2 separate regions of the Homo sapiens genome follow, and region 1 is linked to region 2. A link is an interaction called in ENCODE POLR2A ChIA-PET data of the cell type or tissue named here. Cell type or tissue: GM12878. All regions are shown on one strand.

Evidence for each region. ChIA-PET counts read pairs that join two places held together with the same protein. Peaks named below come from ENCODE experiments on the same cell type or tissue, not always from the same donor. Only the 100,000 strongest peaks of a DNase experiment are listed, where the experiment ranks them.
Region 1: POLR2A ChIA-PET joins it to region 2 with 5 read pairs; 2 of 35 experiments call an interaction of 5 or more read pairs at or near these places.

The regions. Positions count from the first base shown.
Region 1 is chr6:159,781,833-159,784,332 of GRCh38, forward strand. It overlaps TCP1 (t-complex 1), which reads right to left. Exons shown (of 12, transcript NM_030752.3): 7 at 2,109-2,235. Among named protein-coding and RNA genes, the nearest start is that of SNORA29, 2.6 kb to the right of the region's middle. In GM12878, no CTCF peak of the experiment used is centred here; no DNase peak of the experiment used is centred here; H3K4me3 peaks cover 592 bases.
Region 2 is chr6:159,928,706-159,931,205 of GRCh38, forward strand. No RefSeq gene overlaps it. Among named protein-coding and RNA genes, the nearest start is that of MAS1, 39 kb to the left of the region's middle. In GM12878, no CTCF peak of the experiment used is centred here; a DNase peak (open chromatin) is centred at 1,276; H3K27ac peaks cover 1,990 bases.

The DNA of each region.
Region 1 (2,500 bases), 150 kb before region 2:
CCAGAAAAGTGAAAAACCTTGCAGGTTACACCAAACAATCTAGATACTAAGCTTAATATCTCTAAGCAAGACTAGTATATCATCTGTGTTTTCAAAAGGATTCCCTGATTATCAATGTGGAAACTGCACTGAATGGCTGAAGACAAGAAGATAATAACATGAGATATAAGCTGAAAGACAACCTAAACAGAAAAGTCAAATTTTATGGCTTGGGTGACTCCTGGAGTAAAATAAATAACAAGAGTTTTGGGGGCAGGATGGGAAATGAGAGTTTAGTTGAGGACAAGATTAAGTTTGAAGTCTCTGCTGTTACTCAGGTGAAGCTCCCAGGAGGCAGTCACTTACATCATGGAAACCATAAACTATGGGAGATCCAGATTTGAAGAGTCAATATGAGTGAAGCCATGTGAATAGATCATTCGAAGAATTTTTAAAGTAAAATGAATTACAGATCAACCTCAAAAGCAGCTTGTCTACTAAACAAGTACTGTGTGCTACACACTGTTATATAAACTCATGGTAAAAACTGTAATAAGCCCCAGGAAGAAAAAATACAGGAAGTTACAACAGAATATAATTTAGATTGAAGAAGAAAGAAAAGCTTCTCTAAGAGACTAGCTTGGGTGTGTTTCTACAACAGTCTAGGCAAGAAAATGAAAAGTAGGTAAATTTAATTTGGAGGTAGAAATCAAGCGGTCTTGGTGACAGATTAGGAGAAAAAGTGTTGGTAAAAAGGAGGAGTTAAGGACATTTCCTAGTTTTCTGCCTGTGTGAAGGACTCCCCATCACTAAAATGGTCAAAAGCAGATTTGCGGTATTATCACAAGTTCAGTTTTAGACATGTTCACTTTGAGATGCTTGAAAAGCATTCTACTAGATAGAGGTATGTGTGTTTGGAGCTTAGAGAAACAGCTGAAAGAGTCTCTGGCATAGAGAGATAATACATGAAGTCATGGGAACAAAGGGGCTATCCTGGAGAGTATTATGACATGGTCCAGACAAAGCAGCATCACAAAGCCTTCCATCCCCGAAAGCATTTCAAGAAGGACATAATCAAAGGGTTGCTAAAGGTCAAGTAAGAGGAAGGCTGAAAATGTCTTCCGAATTTCACGCTAGAGACCTTAACATGCAGTCCCTCAAATGGAGAACAGGGCTGAAAAGGGATGAGAAGAAAAGCACCAGAGAAGTTTTGTGTAGTAAACCACTCATGACATCTGCCTGTAAAGATGTACGATAGGGAGTACCTATAGCACAAGGATGTATGAAGAAGCTTGAAGGACAAAAGAGCCACAGGAAGAATCCAGGAAAGAGCATAATTAGTTGAAGATGCAAGTATGAAACAAGAATCAAAGAAAAGGCTCTAGAGCAGAAGGAAACAGACTCTAGAACACTTACTGTAGAGGGACTGGCTTTGATGGAAGAAAGGACACTTTGTTGTATGAGGAAGGAAGGAAAAAAGAACACCCGTGCAGACTGATTTAAAAGATGACAGCACATTTCTTACTCTTGGCAAAGCTTTCTTGTAGGTCTAACTACTGTTTAAACTATTTTTTTTTTTTTTTTTTTTGAGACAGGGTCTCGCTGTCACCCAGGTTGGAGTGCAGTGGTACAATCACAGCTCACTGCAGCCTCAACCTCCTGGGCTTCAGATTCTTGCCACCTCAGCCTCTCAAAGTGTTGCGATTACAGGCATGAGCCACTGTGCCCAGCCTAAACAATTTATTGTTTTAAGTGACTGTCAGGCAGTCAAATCTATAGCAATGGTCACACTACCTCCACCATTAGCTCTTCTGGCATGCCAACCACTAATATCACCTGCACCTCCAGTATCTAGCAAACAGTAGGTTACAGTCAATACTATACTGCTGAGTTCTGTACTGCTTTGAGGAAATTAGATTCCTGTCTTTTACATCTTTAATATTAATAGACTCATACAATCAAAATTCCACAAAAAGGCCGATTTTCATATAGGTTGTATAACCCCAAATCCCTCTAAAAACACCACCAGGCTAATTTTTCTGGAAGTAAAATAGTTTGACTTGGCTAAAAATGTTAAAGTCCTCCAAGACACTCACACTTAAAAGGCCAAAAATAATCTCTCAACATACCTCTGTCTAATTTGGTCCAGTTTTTCAGGGTCTGTAATGACCACCTGTACACCAAGCTTCATTTTTGTTTTTTGCAGGCTGAAGTCAAGGCAAGCAATTTTTGCATTTACGATTCTCTTGGGCATGCCTACAATTGAACATAAGATTAAGTTAATACGTCTATCCTTAAAAGCATAATAAAGAGTACCTATAATCGATTGTATGTAAACACACAAATTTAGACTAATTCATTGCATTTTATCTTAGAAAAATTTTATGGCATTAAATGCACGTAATTTCTTTTAATTCACATTCCTTCTACCATGTTGTATGTGCTTTAAATTACAAAAAGATGTACTGCACATAATCCACAAAAAAACATTTTTTATTTTTTTTTTTTTTTGAGACGGAGT
Region 2 (2,500 bases):
ACTGAGCTGCAATCATATAATAGTATAGCATATACAGTTATGTAGAGTACACAATACTTGATAATGATAATAAGCAACTATGTTACTGGTTTATGTATTTACCATACTATACTTTTTATTGTTATTTTAGAGTGTGCACCTATTTATTAAAAAATTAACTATAACACAGCCTCAGGCAGGCCCTTCAGGAGGCATCCAGAAGAAGGCATTGTGACCATAGGAGACGACAGCTCCATGTATGTTATTGCCCCTGAGGACCTCCCAGTGGGACAAGATGTGGAGTTGGAAGACAGTGATATGGATGATCCTGAACCTACATGGGCCTAGGCTAATGTGTGTGTCTGTGTCTTAGTCTTTAATAAAAAGTGAAAAAAAAATTTTAATAGAAAAAAGCTTATAGAATAGGGATATAAAGAAAGTATTTTGTATAGCTGTACAGTATGTTTGTGTTTTAAGCTGAATATTATTACAGGAGAGCCAAAAAGTTACAAAAAAATTAAAAAGTTTATTAAGTGAATAAGTTACAGTAAAGTAAGGTTAATTTATTATTGAAGAAATAAATGTAGTGTTCCCTAAGTGTACAGTGCTCATAAAGTCTATCATAGTGTGCGGTACAGTCCTAGGCCTTCACATTCACTCACCACTCACTCACTGACATCAGAGCAACTTCTAGTCCTGCAGGCTTCATTCGTGGTAAGTGCCCTGTACAGGTGTACCACTTAAATAACTTTTAAAATACCCTTCACTCTGATGTTTGCATAATGACAAAATCGCCTAATGACATAGCCCTGTAGTTAAGTGACACATGACTGTATATACATTCTATCATGTATGTACATATATGACATTATGTTAATATAAAGACTAATACAGCGTAGTTCATAGGAACAAGGTTCATCTTACCTGTGGCTTAGCAGATGTTGGGCACAGTTTTGTGGGCTATGTAAAGTAGGTAGGCTCCAAATTGCCAAAAATAGATTTCTCTGGACTATATTTAAAGCAATCAATGTGGAAGAATTTGAGTTTGGTGCCAGTGGGCTTTGAGCTAGTGGTCTAGCCTGCTGTGAAGGCCTAAACAACATTGTAGGCCAACACACGAGGCCACGTCTGGCTCATTTATATAACTGCTATGGAGGAAAAAGAGGAGAGTCTTTCATCAGTAAACATCTCAGTAGCTAATGGTGCTTTCCCTAATTCTGGGGTTCTTTCTATTACGAGGTGGCAATGAGCTTGCGGTTGTATGTTTGCTGTAAACTCTTTGTCACCCTTGCTTGTCTACACCACACCAGGCTGGAGAGGGAAGCGAGGGCTCAGGTAACGGTGGCAGCAGTTATAAAAATAGCTGAATCCTCTCGGCCACCATCCCCGTTCTGGATTTTCCCTGGCAGAGTTCCAGGCGGTTCCACGTGCTTTCCCTGGCTAGCAGCCAGTTTAGTGCACCCACTACAGCCACTGGTGTGTTTGCTTAAAAATGTTTTTCTTGTTTTCTGATTAAAATATGTGAAATGCTTATCATAAATCATCTGGGAACAGGAAAATAGAGACTTAAAAGTGACCTATATCATAGATAAGTGCTAACACTTTGATGTACTTTTTCTTAGTCTTTTAAAGGGCATGTTTATAATATTGAACATCATTACTGCTTTGTATTCAGGTTTTTGCACCTAAGTTAAGTCATATGCCTTTCCTGTGTCATTAAATATGTTTTTGAAGCATATTTAATGCTAGCATGAAATTACACTCTATGGTCATAGTATGTTTGTCCAGTTATTGGACATTCAGGTTGGTACCCAACTGGCCCACTGGTAGCCAATGCTGCAGTTGCTACTGGGGCCCAGGCCACCCCTGCTGCTGTGCCTCCAGATGAGACTGGAAAGGGCTCCTGCCCCATCAGTGTTCACACTCCTACACATCAAAGTAAAAAGCTCTTTCTTGGTTTCTTTCTGCATCTCTGATCTTATGACATTTCATTAAGCTCATTCTATCAAAAGAATACAAACCTTCTCTCTGAGAACTGGTGAAACTTCCAAAAGCCAATAAAAACAAACTGGTTTGGAAAAGGAGAGAAAGCCTGGGCTGAAAAAAGGCTACAAGGGTGACAACTGAGGCACTGTCTCAATAAGGACACTGTGCAGAAACTTGATGTGTTCAGGCTAAATTTATGCCAGAGCCCACAGTGGGCCACTTCACACCTGTGGCTGTTATTAAAGAAGAAAAATAACAAATGTTGGCATGGATGTGGAGAAATCGGAACCCTCATAGATACCAGTTGCTGGTGGGAATGTAAAACGGTATGGTTGCTGTGAACACATGGAGTGGTTTCTCAAAAAGTTAAACATAGAATTACCATATGAACAACCAGTTTTACTCATAGGCATATACCCAAAAGAGCTGAAAGCACGGACTTGTACACATACTTATACATCAATGTTCATAACAGCATTATTCACAGTAGCCAAAAGGTGCAAACAAACCAAACACGTGTCAACGAGTGAATGGA